2 separate regions of the Homo sapiens genome follow, and region 2 is linked to region 1. The links are chromatin contacts, found by Hi-C or POLR2A ChIA-PET in ENCODE. All regions are on one chromosome and are shown on one strand. Each heading gives the region's core, a stretch centred on a gene start or an enhancer-like site at or near the end of the contact. The rest is flanking DNA. Distances are from core to core; before and after follow the strand shown.

Region 1 (7,468 bases), core at 2,285-4,784:
CAGTGGCGGGCGCCTATAATCCCAGGCTGAAGCAGGAGAATCACTTGAACCCAGGAGGCAGAGGCTGCAGTGAGCCAAGATTGTGCCACTGCACTCCAGCCTGGGCGACAGAGCGAGAGTGAGTGTCTCAAAAAAAGAAAAAAGAAAATTCAGTGTTAAATCCAATTTAAGGTTTTCAAACAGTGAAAAGTTTTAACTATCATAAGGCTAAGTCTATTTTCTCTTTTTTTTTTTTCCAAGATACATCCTCTTTGCTGAAAGGTAATAATGTTCTCCATGTAGAATTCAACTGAAGGACAAGAAAGTTACCAAAAATCTGATACCAGAGGGTTAGGGCTTTAAGTAAGCAATTTACAGCAACATTTGATACTTTTATAGCAAGTATTAAAATTCTTAGTTAGGTCCAAGTAGTGTCTCAATTAAGGTATGCCAAAGAGTATGAATGCCTCTATTATACACTACTGTAACAACCCTAAGAAGAAAAAACTCAGAGGGTTACCGAAGGATGAGAGTCCAAATAAACATATGTCATTCATTGAAACATGCATGACATCCATTCAAAACGCCAACAGGGCCGGGTGCGGTGGCTCACATCTGTAATCTCAGCACTTTGGGAGGCCAAGGCAGGTGGATCATTTGAGGCCAGGAGTCTGAGACCTGGCCAACATGGCAAACCACCCCCACCCCGGCCCCCTACTAAAAATACAAAAAATTATCCAGGTGTGGTGGCACATGCCTGTAGTACGAGCTACCCGGGAGGCTGAGGCATGAGAATCGCTTAAGCCTGGGAGGCAGGGGTTGCAGTAAGCCGAGATCACACCACTGCACTCCAGCCTGAGCGACAGAGCAAGACTCCATCTCAAAAAAAAAAAAAAAAACGCCAACAGAATGGTATTCAGTATGAATGAAAGAACTAAATTTTAACATTTTAATTGATTTCTTTTTGTGAAGCTGGAAGCTCGTACATGTACATTTATTTAAACACCTCACAAATGGTAATTGCAAAAATAAATTGTCCAATTTAGAGACTGTAAAAGGAAGAGTTGGTTTTCATATGAGCAATCTCTATGGGGGAAAAGCACCATGTGAAATACAGAAATCCTTTAAGTAACAGAGTCAAGCAAGACAAATATTTTGATTCTGTCATAATCACATCCCATATCCTCTGATCTCTGATTCTCTAGCCTGGTCATCTTATAAAGATGAGTCAACCAAAAATAACAACTATAATGTAACCTGTGCCAGTTAGTCAAAGACAAGGCAAATTAAATGCCTCTACAGACATTCATATTTTTTCTCCTGCTTGTAAAAAGACATTCAGAAAAACTACAAAGATGACCCTGCCTACCAGAAAGCACTCTAACTTTTCAACTTTCAAAGTACAACCAACACTATCTCCCTGATAACATCCAACCATTAATTAAAATCAACCTCAAAAATCTGAAAACGTTGTGCACACCATAATTACTAAGCTAAAATTACTATATTTCTCAGTTTACAGGAAAACAAGTAAACATTTACTTTCTGCTTTTGGACAAACAGATTAAATTATTTTTAAGAATGTTCTTGCCTCCATATGACTCAGCTTACTGTGGGATGCAGAACACCTAAGTGAGGAGGACCAAGGGCTCTAGACCTCCCTAAAAACCCAACCTGCACCACTCCCTCCTACCAGCAGGGTCCTGAATGGGCCACCTGGGTATCTCCTCCAGGCTCACATTCTTGACACCAGATACCATGTACACACTGTATATGACCCAGGGTACTAGATACCCTGAATATGACAGTGGGTACTGTGTACACAGTACATATGACACTCGGTACTAGGTACACACTGCATCTGACACTGAGTACAGCTTATGTGACAAGGATAGTGCATGCATGGTGCATATGACATTGGGTACCATATATGCATGGCATATGACATTGGGTACTACCTACACACCATATATAACACTATGTAATGTATACATACTGTACATGCCACCAGATATATATACAAAACATAGATAACACCAGGTAGTGTATATACACTGTATATGACACCAGATACTATATACCTAACGTATATGACATTGAATACTGCATACACACCGCATATGGCAGCACGGTACCGTGCACATACTGCACAAAATACCGGGAACCGCGTAAGGGCTGTATATGACACTGGGTGCTGCATACACAGTGTGAAAGGATACTATGTACACACCATATATGACCCCAAGTACTGTGTGCACACAGTATATGACACCTGGTACTATACACACCGCATATATGACACCAGGTACTACATACACACTGTATGTGACAACAGGTAAGGTAAATATATTCAATACTATCCAGATACTACATACACTCGTATATAACATGGAGTACCACACGCACAGCTCATATGGCAGCAGGGTACCAGGCACCTACTGCACACAATACCGGGGGCTGAGTGCACAGCCTAAGCGAGGAAGATACATGTACACACCGTGTATGATAGCCGGTACGACACCGGGTACTTCGAGCACACTGCATATGACACAGAGTACACACCATATATAATCCCCGGTACTGCGTACCCACCGCATAGGACACCGCACTGCACAACGAGCACTGGTACACACGAATAAAACAGGTACGGCGGTCACTCTGCAAAAGACACCGGGCACGGCGCACACATCGCCAGCTCCTCCTCCTCCCGGCTCGGGAGAAAAGCGCGAGGAGAGACTGCAAGTGAAAGTCCGGGTCCCGGCGCCCCCCCTCGTCCCAGCCGCGTCCTCAGCAGCTTCTCCCCGGAGCTCTGGGTGGGAGGAGGGCGGCGGACCCCACAGGACTGTCCCGGAGGTCCGCGAGGACCTGTTGAGGCGGCGGCCTCGCTGCCGGGGTCGCTCACAGCCCCGGGGGACCGACGAATCTCCGCCCCGGGCCTCGGGGCCAGCCCTGCCCGCCGCTCCCGGGCTAGCACACGACGTGCCGCGCCGACAAACGCTTCCTCTCCGCCCGCCACACGCCCGGAGCCGCGTTCCCCGCCGGCCCGGACTGCGCACGGGCCCAGGAGGCCTGACCGAAAGCGGGGCACAGGGCCCGGCGGGCGGTGCTCACGCGACTCCGCGGCTTCCCGGCCCGAGCAGGCCCCGCGCGGTCCTCCGGGGCCTCATCCCGGGGCCTCTTCCGCGGCCGCCCAAGGCGAGTGGGCGCGGGCCGGCAGCCTCCGCAGGCCCCGCCGCCGCCCTCGCAGGCCCCGCCGGCCCGGCCCGCCCCGCCATCCACAAAGCTCCCCGGCAGCTCGGAGCTCTTCGCGAGCGGGCGAGCGACCGTCAGCACCCACTGGTGCCGCCGCCGCCCCAGAGGCCGCGGCCAGGCAGGCTCCACCGCGCGGGCCGCGCCATCTCCACGGACGCCCCCGCCCGCCCCGCCGCCCCGCCGCCGAGCTTTCCCCACCATTATGCTCCGGCTCCTCCACCGCCGCCGCCGCCGCGCCCGGCCCTCCCCTCCGGTGCCGCCTCCTTCCCGCCGCCCGGCGCCTCTCGGGCCTGAGCCGGCGACGGGCGCGGGGGGCGGGGGGGACGCTCAGGCCGCCTCCTCCTCCTCCCTGCCGGCCTCCTCCCTCCTCCCCGGCTCCCCCCCGCCCGGACCCCGCCGCCGGCTCCGCGCGAAGGGCTCCGGGCTCGAGGGGCGCCATGTTTGTAATACTCCACCTCAGAGAACGCCGCGGTCGCGCCTGAGCGAGGGAGGCTAGGCGGCCGGGTCGCCGCGTGCGGGGTGAGGGCCGGGAGGGCACCGCCGCCCGCACTTACTCGCGTCTTCCCCTGGCGCCGCGGGCCTGCGGGGCCGGAGCGGGCGGCGGGAAGTTGGGCGCCGCCGCCCGGGAAAGTTGGGTCCCCGCGAAGCCGCGGCAGCCGCTCACATGGCGATGCGCGCGGGGCGGCCGCTCGGCCCCACCGGCCCCTCGGCCCGCCCGCCCTCGGAGTTTATTGTGTCGGGTCGAGGCGCCCCGCGGCCGGGCCGCGCACTGGGGGCTCTAGCGGCTGGCGCCGGACTTGCGCGCGGCCGGCCCGGCTCGCGGCCGCCTCCCGCCCGGGGCCGGAGCCGTGCACGCGGCTCCTACCTTCCCCACGTCCTGTCTTCGGCGCCTCTATCCGAAATTTGTTGGAGCATATTCCTCTGTCTCCACACATGCACTCCGTATCCACACACACGTGAAGGCTACGTACGTGCAGGCGCGCTGGAGCCGGGAGCGGGCGCCGAGGCCGGGGCGCGAGGGGGCATTGTCAGGCGCCGCCGCAGCTCAGCCCCGGGTGGACCCGGTGCCTGCCCCTGGCTCGCGGGGTCCGGAACAGCGAAGTCTGAGAAGTACGAGTGCTTCTCTTAACAACATTGTTTAGGTAGTCTGAACAGCCCTTTACTCCTGTCATCAAAAAGAGCGGTAGGGATACGCTAAGTTCCCCGTTTCATCTCTGCGCAAACAGGACCGCGAAAAGAACAGGACCACCCATCAGCAGCCCTGCAAGAACACTGCAGATTTGCGCGAGAAGTAGGTTATCTTCTATGGAGAGGAATTCTAGACCTAATCAGAGACGATCCCTTAAGACTCTGGTTTAAGAAAGGTTCGGAGATAAGCATACTTTGATAGCGTTCACCTGTTTTCCCTGAGGACCTTTCGCCACTGGGAGTCGGGGAACACCTGTCAGTCAGAGTCCTCTGCTCTGAAATTCGGTGAGTACAGGACAGCAAGGTGTTTTCAGGGAGACCGCATTCTCATAACTTTTACTACAGTATAGTGTTATAATTGTTCTGGTTTATTATTAGTGTTGTTAATCTCTCATTGTGCCTGACTTCTAAATTAAACTTTATTATAGGCAGGTGTGTATAGGAGAAAACGTAGTGTAAGTAAGGTTCAGCACTACCCCGGGTTTCAGGTATCTATTGGCCGTCTTGGCACGTGTCCCCACCTGAAAAGTCATTAGGAAGAGACGGTTGTAGGAATTTGGGGATTCTGATAAAATATATCAATCTGCTTCTACAGCTGGTTTCTAAGACTGTTAGAATTTAGAAATGGGTGGTACTTGAATAGGTCTGTGATATACACTAGTCAAATAAACACAATCTTTCATGCTATTCACAGCCCTCAATCTGATACATCCCAGAGAGTTTTTGATTATCTCAAAGAACATCACAGAATAATTGTAATTCATTTTAAGAGTAAATATATATCGCTAAAAATTTAGTAGAGGGGTTAAAACGTGTCAGAAGAAAAGCAAGCCATGCCTGGTTTGAATGTTGGGCCAGGAATTCCAACAATGAAGAGCTTTCAGTGAGTCACCTTTTTAAACAGTCTGTTACTTCATCTGTAAAATAGAGGACTGCATGGTTCTGTGTATTTTAGAGAAGGCACTCGAGTAAGACAACATCGTATCAATAAAAGGAAGCTTACCTTTTAGGAAAGAAGTGGCAGCATAACTCCACATTTTTTTCCCAGTTATACTTTGTAGGGATCATTTAAAATTTTATACGCAGATACCATCTCTCATTCAACCTAATGTAAGTTAGATAACTTACCCTGATTTTCCTGTTGGTTTTGCCTAGAATTTAACCCTTGGCTCTATTTTCCAAGTAAGGTGGTATTTATCCACTAAGATGAATACGAATATCCCTCCCCACATAAAACGCAAAAGCCATGGATAATGTACAATAGAAGAAATAAAACTATTAATAAATACTGACAGCTATTCTAATTCACTAGTAATGACACATTCAAACAACGTAACATTGCTTTTCTTCAAAGGACAGAATTCTTTTCCAGTGATAATGCTACTGATGGTTAGCGAAATGAACGCTTATATACACTGCTGGCAGAAAATTGGGTTGATGTCAACTCTCTTGAAATGCATACCAAGAGGCCATTAAAACAGTTTGATTTATCTCATTTGCCCCTCAGCTGAATGAATGTGTGTGTGTGGGTCTGGGGACCAAAGGTTTGAGGTTTGGAGGAAGCCCAGAAGACCAGTAACTAATTGCTGTGCTAGTATCTTACATGACAAAGCTATACTGTTTATACAATTGAATACAGACAGATTTTTACTTCTTGATTCTCCTTTTTGCATTGGTGAGTTTCAAAGCGGGTGCCACTGAGCCCTGGGGCTTCTCAGAGCTGTCGGGGAGCTGTCTCTGCAGGACCAAGACGTGGGAATACTCCTCCCGCCCCCAATCAGACAGCACTGCTCTATTTTCTAGAATGAGTGTCCAGATCAGATTTCATTACCTGGCTATTGGGACAGTATAGTGTGTGTAAGGTAATAATTGCTCAAACTCATTTGACATGAGTTAGGGTTTAGTCTCATTATTTATTTTGTTAAATATTATCAGGAAATACTGTGGAAGAAAATGTTAACTGTAACTGTAATAAAGTGTGGACTGCTGCAGATGGCTGTGAGTGTAAACGTCACAGCACCTTCATTGGCCCATGGCCTCCAGAGCCGCTTCCTGCTGCGGGGCAGCCCTCAAAAATGTGTGTCTAGTGAGTGTCATCTCTTACACATGCTACAGCCCCCCATCCTCAGACCCCCAAGAAAGCAAGAGGATAAGAAACATTCAGTAAGAGACAGATGCTGAAGTGAGCAGTCATGATCTAGCCACTCCACAAGGTTAGTTCGTACTGCAAAGGGAGACTTTCTCAGAGACCAATAAAATATATATATATAAAATATATATATTATATTACATATTTTTTTTGAGCAGCAGCAAGATTTATTGTGAAGAGCGAAAGAACAAAGCTTCCACAGCGTGGAAGGGGACCCGAACGGGTTGCCCCAATGAAATATTTTCTAAGACTATACAATGTTCTTTGATTTCATTCCATGCCTTTCTGACTTCTGATAACAGTTTTCCGTAGTCTTTAGTATTAGATATTGATGTTTTGAATATGGTTGTGGTTTCTCCTTATCTTCTCCTCTATTAGATTAACATTCTGGCATATAAGTTACTATATAACAAGTTTATTAATGTTGCTTAAGGATTTCCAGTCACCTGTGGATGCTTTTAAAAATCATGTTTTTGAAACTAGAAAGCTGTGGTCCGAACTCTGTAACAGCAGTTACCATTCATTGATGCTGCCACCCTCTGTGGCTCAGACTGAAACTGCTACTATCCATATTTTAATTTTAAAAAACTTTCAGCCAGGAATAGTGGCTCACATCTATAACCCCAACACTTTGGGAGGCCAAGGCGGGAGGTACACTTGGGGCCAGGAGTTCGAGAACAGCCTGGGCAACATAACGAGGACGCATCTCTACAAAATTAAAAAAAAAAAATAGCCAGATGTGGTGGCTCACTCCTGTAGTCGCAGCTACTCGAGAAGCTGAGGGAGGAGGATGGCTTGAGCACAAGAGGTCAGGGCTGCAGTGAGCTATGATTGCATCCCTGCACTCCAGCCTGGACAACAGAGCAAGACGTTCTCCAGGAGAAACTGTCAGTATAAGAA
Region 2 (6,965 bases), core at 3,452-5,951, 680 kb before region 1:
TAGGGATTTGCTCCAGAATCCTAAAGGTTTGTGCCGTCCTTGCCCTAGAGGGTTTGGCCCAAGGTTCCACAGAGTTTTCCACTGTTAGGCCATCTTAGGCAAGACTAGTTTTTGGTTTTCTGTAAATGAAGGAATTAGTCAAGACTATTTCTTAACTCCTTTCCAGGTTATGTAATACAAGGCCCTTGGGGGAGTCTTTGCATTCCATTAAATTATCCATTGAGATGAATGTGTGTCATGTGACTTGTTAGACCACATAACCTGTCCAGGGAAATGGGAATGTCTTGGCCATCCTAGAGTCCTAGGTCTCCACGTGAAGTCACCACTTAATCAGTGTCTGTCCTGTGGTTATCAACTGCGTGTGTGGCGTGGCCTTGCTGCCTGCATGGGGAGGTCCAGAATGTGGTTCCTGAGGCTGGGAGGCGAGGGCAGGAAGTCTTTGGGGCACAGAGGTCCTTGTGTGGTTTTCGTGGGAAGGGGTCAGCCATTGAGGCAGTAGTGGAGGAAGCTGAGAGGGCAGAGGAAGGGATGGGACGCGGTATTTGGGGTCTTTTAAATCTGATGTAAAGCAAATCTGCGCCGGGAAAATTCTCACCACCATTTTAAACAACTCATTGATGGAGCTCAGTCTCAGATTTTATGTGTCTTGTCATTTCCACCCAGTGGATGTTCAGTACTCATGTCTTAACAGACATCCCAAGGAGGCACCAGGGAGTTGGTTTCAGTCAGTGTTTTCTTCTGTTCTTTATCACTTGCCTGGACTTCCACGTTAGTCCCTTGCTGTCAACTTTGTGTTGTTCTGCTTACGCTTCCTGAAGTTGGGATTTTAGAATTGAAAGTCATCTTTGAAAGGTTTCAAAGTGATAAAGACTGAATTGATGTGTACTTTGATTATGTGAGTGCAAACGTGCTCAATAATAAATTCTCCAAGTGGGAAAAAAATAACAGTCTTTCACTTTCCACTCCTCTAGGAAGAATTCCTTTGGCTACCGGAAGAAAAGGGAGGAGAAGTTTACAGTGAGTACATAAAGCATATACCTCTTCACAAGACATTTAAATCTAATTTATACCAAACCTGAGATTTAATTAAATGGATTAAGGTTAAGGCACAAGAATGAGCATTTCAAAAGACTTGTAACGTGAAATCCACTAAGTAATAACTGACACCCTGGCTGGCCTAGGAGGAAGCAACTGTAGAGGTTTTGGAAATAGCGATGTGCTGCACAGGACTCCACAGTGCACAGGCGTGTTGTGCTGTGGCACAGGCATGGCCAGGAACTTGCTGTCGCATGCACTGCAGCCTACACACGGGTGTGCACGTGAGCTCTTCTGTGTGGCAGCTGTACCGGAGAGTCTGAAATGACTGGAGCCATTCATTTCAATGAGCAGAGTAAGCATCTTCCACGGAGCAATTTGTTTGTCGGTGTTTTTCCTTCAAAACTTTCGAATACTCTCCCACTGTGTAGAAAGCATTATCTCCTTCTGCTATAACTTACTGGCAGGACAGACCCAAACATAAGTGATAGGTTTTTGTGGCGGTAAGTACATGAGACATGGTGATTTTTGCTTGGGTTGATTAATCAGAGTTTCTCCTGTGGAAAATGTTTGTGCTGGTCTTTAGTGGAGGATGGCATGGACTTCTCCACAGCCAGTGGTGGGATGGCACGGTGGCAGTTAGCAGTACCCACAAAGATGGGAGGGATGGCACGGTGGCAGTTAGCAGTACCCATGAACCAGTGGTGGGACGGTACGGTGGCAGTGTTAGCAGTACCCACGAAGATGGGAGGGATGGCACGGTGGCAGTTAGCAGTACCCACGAACCAGTAGTGGGACAGCAAGGTGGCAGTTAGCAGTACCCACGAAGATGGGAGGGATGCCTCCATGGGCTTGCAGATGTGGAATTCCATACAAGGAATGCTGGAGGAGACCTGGACAAATCCTGGTCCAGCCCCTCAAGCCATCACACAGGTGCTTTCTCATCACAAAAGATACAATCTCTGTTTAGAACTCAGAAATTGTGCCTTTCATGAGGTCGGCTTAGTCTAGTTTTTGTTTAACTAGTTGGTAAGGCAGTTTTTACCAGTTAATTGCAATTGGAATTAGTGAATTCCTGTGACCATTTGGACTAACAAGTCAAGCATCTAAACACAGGGCACTGTTGTGCCTGCCGTGATGTTTTCCCACAGCCATTTCTCTTCCGTTCTGTTTTGCCTTGCATTCCTGATGCATGTGTTCATGACTGTGACCTGCTTTGAAGCTTCGGCTTGTGGCCCAGTGTTGTATTGATTACAGAGCATACGCCCATCGTCTTATGTACGTGCTCTCAGGACCTCAGAAAGGTCCAGACGCTTTTTCTGTAAAAGTGTGTGAGCCTCGGGCCTAACCACGCCCATGGGACCTGAGCAGTACTCAGACCTCACCCAGAGGTGCTCAGATCCTAGAGGATTTTAACACTGCCTTCCAAGTCAAGTCCCATCTGTGGGTGATGTCATTTTGTAACTCCCACATCTGGGCAGTTGTTGCCTGCCTCTTTTGCTTCTACAAGTTGAGATTTAAATACATTTTTGGGGAAGGCTGTCTCTCTAATAATGCTTATCTTCTGAAAAGCTGTGTTCACCTCAGAAACGTGCAGATGTTTAAAACCGCTTTGCCATCATAGTGGCCATGTGTAACTTAGAGCTTTGCAGGATCATTTTGAGCATCATATTCACAATACTAGGTTACAGAGAGCATACAACAGCCAGCTGCTCAGTAGGTAACAAGCTTACTGCCAAGGACACCTAACTGGGAAAAGCTAAGCTAAAATTAGGCACCTGTCGCGTGGAGCAGAGAAGCAAGCGGAATGCCCAACACAGACTGGACTGGGGTTTGTGTCAGCCTGAATTCATTTTCATCCTTTGACCTGCTTTCACTTCTGACATATTTTCTCTAGAATCTACTGATGCAGGGATTCACCTTCCTGTGTATAAACTTTGGAGAAACATTGGCACTTTCCAGTTAGGTGGATCCCATGAGATCTTTGCTTCCTGGTCAGAGTAGCTCATTGTTTCAGCTAAAAATAGTTGTATTCTTTAGTTAATATAAATTCATTTCTAAACTAAATGCAAACTCATTTCCCCTTTCTGTGCCATGTGTCCTTCAGCCGAGGAACTGCGTACTCGCAAAATGACTGCCAGCTTGTTAAAGCGGGTTGATAGATCATTTTCCAATAAAAGGTATTACTGCCTTTCTTCTGAGATTTGGGCTTACAAAGTACACTCACTTCTTATTATACTGAGTTTGCTTTCTTGGAAGTCAAAGAATCTGATTAGAATTTGTTGTCAAATCCTGTGTTTTTAATTATTTAAAAATATAAACTTTCATTAAGTTTATTTTCAGAGAATTCGAGCCCCCTTCCCTTTTGTTAAACCACTTTTTTGATGCACGTGTGTAAAATTTCTTACACAGGTTGTGGAGAGAGTGTCATATTTTGTTTTTTACAATTATCTTGTGACTCACATTAAAAACTATGCTGTAGTAACACAACACTTGTCTGAAAGTGAGAAAGTTTAATGTCTAGACTCAGGCTGCCCTGCTTTCCATCTGGTGGGCTGGAGTCACTCCAGAGTGTCTCCCTTGCCTTCAGCTGCCCCTGCTGTTCGTGAGTGCTGGCAGCCATGGGTGGATAGCTCTTTGGATGTCACCTTAGCCTCACTGTGTCCTTTGTGACACATCTCTTGGGCAGCAGCATCCTTGAGATTTCAGTTTTACAGCTCTGCTCTAGATGGTTGAAGTTGCTTGGGAGAACCTTCAATTGAGTGAGGAAGCCCTTGTCTGGGTTGAATGATCTGCTTGTTTCTACAGATATTTTCCAGACAGGTGTGGAAACGAGAAGCTGCTTGGCCTTCTCTCTCCATACCGTGACCCTGGGGTGTCATTCTGTTGCAGAGCAGCCAGACACAGTCTCCAACGCCACCAAAGCCTCCGTCGCCAAGCTTCGAGCTGGGGCTGTCCAGCTTCCCTCCATTACCTGGAGCTGCCGGCAATTTGAAGACAGAGGACTTGTTTGAAAACAGGCTATCTAGCTTGATAATAGGACCATCCAAAGAAAGGGTAAGGGATATATTGCATGTCTAATAGTTGCCAACAGTGTCTAGGTACGGGTTCCGTGTCAGGCGCTTTGCTGAGCTCTTTATACATGTTTGTTTTTAATACTCAAGAGAGGCTTGGAGGCCACGTGATTGCAGAGGTCACACAGATTTGGAGTAAGGCCAGCCTTGAACCCAGGGCTGGGCCTTCTCCTTAACATTGCTGTCTGATGAAGTCAGAGGTAGAAACGTGTGCCATGATGTGCCGTACACACCCTTTCTCTCACCCAGAAACTTAGATTGCATTGTCATTGTTGTAGTTCAGACCTGCCTTTATTTTATAAAACAACAGAATGAAATGGAAACATCTGAATTGTATTGGAAATGATTAAAATGTGTAGTAATCTACATGAGACAAGGAGCAAGAAGCCTGGGAGAACCTCACTGTAGTGTCGGTAGCTTCTGGTGAGGTCTGGGCTGCCCCACGAGGTGCCGCCTCCACTGCAGTGAATATCATCCCAGGAGTCGTCCCGAGCTGCAGATGACAGAGGACACTCAGCCCAGCACTCTGGCCTCTAATGTGCTTAGGAGGTGGAAGTGGGACTTGGCCGGCTGCCACACCTGGCGTTGAAGGCTCTGGGAAGTACAGAGGAAGTTTTCTGCCCAGTTACCTACTGTGCATAGGAAGAGCCCAGGAAGAACCTGCTGAGCACTCCAGGTTGCCGGTGTCCCCTGTGCCAGGGGCCCTTTCCCCAGCTGTGCCCCAGAGTTACCACGTGTCTGTTCCACGCCACATGACCGTGCTGCTTGCTACCCCACCCAGGTCTGCAGAGTCAGTGTCTCTTCCACCCTGGGCTTTAGGGAAGGCCCCGCAGTAGATAGAACCATTCCTCACTTCCTAGGGCAGAATTTAAGGTGGATTTTGATGCAGTATCTTTACAATGAAAGCCAGGTGACGTGTCTAGTCCTTTTCATATTGGTAGATGGTCATGCTCCTGTTTGGAGATTGAGTACATTCCAGGATTGTCACATTAGCCTTAAATTTCCACACCGTCATTTCTAAGGTATTAGTGCCTTGAGAAGAAATGCAGTTTAAAGATCATGAATTCTAGTTTTCCAACTGTAGCCTACTCCCGTTGGTATTGAGTGGAGGAGAAGAGGCAGGTCTCCAACCCTGCTTCAGAAACAGCAGCTCCTGCTGTGCCCAGTTTGAGTCTTGTGTAAGGTTTCTCTTGAAGAAAGAATTGCTTCTTTGAAAAGCCTGACCCTGAGCCTTATGCCACCACCCAGGTGTAGTGGGCTCCATTGCTGCTTCTTGGGAGCTTCTTGAGTCAACAGCGTGGCCCTTGGGTTTCAAAGTGGGGTGGAGGCTCCAGAAATGATGGGGTTCAGCCCTTCCCCTGTTGACATGGAGCTCGTGATGGTCACTCTGACTTGCTTCATGACCTGCAGTTGTGGATCTGCATTTCATTTGCATTGGGACTGCACATATCCTGAATTAATTAGTTAATTTGTTTATTTAAGATAGAGTCTTGCTCTGTCACCCAGGCTGGAATGCAGTGGCACGACCTTGGCTCCCTGCAACCTCCGCCTCCTGGGTTCCAGTGATTCTCCTGCCTCGGCCTACCGAGTAGCTGGGACTACAGGCATGCACCACCACACCCGGCTAATTTTTGTATTATTAGTAGAGATGGGGTTTCACCATGTTGGCCAGGCTGGCCTCAAACCCCTGACCTCAGGTGATTCGTCCACCTCAGCCTCCCAAAATGCGGGGATTATAGGCGTGAGCCACCGTGCCCGGCCCCTACCCTGAATTTAAAATGAGCTTTTACAAAAGGAGTCCTTTGCCCTCTTGTTTCCACCAAGCTGGATTCCTGCTGGTCGAGCGCAGGAATTGCAGCGGATTCTGGTTCTCCAGCTGGAAGGGCTCTAGGTCTGTCGTCAGCCTTCATCTAAGGGCAGAAGTGTAAAGAGCACCTGCCCTCCTGCCTTTTTTAAGTTGCATGACAAGTGTATCATCACATGCCATATGTATAAGATCAAGCACACATGAAATAGCCCCTGCACAGGGGTCGCTGGCTGGAGTAAGGAGGGAGTAAGTTTCACTCCGTCCTTTGCTTCCTGGCCTTGGGCAAATTAACTTAGAGGTATTGGGCCTCAGTTTCCTCACCTGTTGAGATGGGGGCATTCGCACACCTGCTTCCTGGGGTTGTGAATTCAGGGAGGGCTGGGAGCTCACATTTATATGGGTGTGGAGGCGCCGATTGTTTTTTCTCAGCGGTGTGAATGAGTTGTGTTGGACTGTGTTAGGATTCGACACTCAGCAGATATGCATGTGGTGTTGTGCCGTGCCGTGCTGGGCCCAAAGTGCCAGGTGGGTGAGATGTGTTTGATGCCTGTTCAGTTAAGAAATAAGCTTGTAGATCATCATTGCGGGAGAGGAGATAAGGGCCTGTGATGTAAGAACAGTGGGGCATTTGCCGAGAAAGAGAAGGGTGGGCGATCTGTGGGGCAGAGGATAGTCCTGGGCTCTGTGACATTTTTGCTGGAGAAGACCCTCTTCCCCTATGTCCTTGTGCTGCTCTCCCAAGGCTGTTCACGGGTGGGGTGAACGGGCACTGGTACCAGCTCCGCTTAGTGCCGGCAGGACTCTGATGAACACTCTTGACCCTGTTTCAGACCCTCAGTGCAGACGCAAGCGTGAACACCCTTCCTGTAGTGGTCTCCAGAGAGCCCTCGGTGCCGGCTTCTTGTGCTGTATCAGCAACGTACGAGCGATCCCCCTCCCCAGCTCATTTACCCGAGTGAGTATTGGTGTTCTTCCAGCGCCTTGGTGTTGACTGACTTGAATGGCCTGTGATGTTGCATGAGATTCAAATATCGGGTGGCATTTTTACA

What was found. Hi-C counts contacts between places; a loop is a spot of excess contacts on that map. ChIA-PET counts read pairs that join two places held with the same protein, here RNA polymerase II (POLR2A). Pooled maps may share reads with other maps.
Region 2: a pooled map shows a loop between it and region 1 (2.6-fold over the local background). The contact joins the enhancer-like site here to the promoter of ZMYND11 in region 1. A Hi-C loop is called at or near these places in 1 of 50 pooled maps. POLR2A ChIA-PET finds 5 or more read pairs at or near these places in 2 of 52 experiments (B cell and MCF 10A).

The regions. Positions count from the first base shown.
Region 1 is chr10:131,521-138,988 of GRCh38, reverse strand. ZMYND11 (zinc finger MYND-type containing 11) reads right to left here and starts at 3,534. Exons shown (of 15, transcript NM_001370100.5): 1 at 3,430-3,534. RefSeq lists silencers at 4,107-4,285, 2,733-4,292.
Region 2 is chr10:814,852-821,816 of GRCh38, reverse strand. LARP4B (La ribonucleoprotein 4B) reads left to right here. Exons shown (of 18, transcript NM_015155.3): 14 at 972-1,017; 15 at 3,928-4,092; 16 at 6,747-6,871. Among named protein-coding and RNA genes, the nearest start is that of LARP4B, 110 kb to the left of the region's middle. RefSeq lists an enhancer at 6,604-6,965. Within about 2 kb of position 4,701, at least 8 of the 41 ENCODE cell types and tissues checked have a DNase peak (open chromatin) inside an H3K27ac peak, as active enhancers do.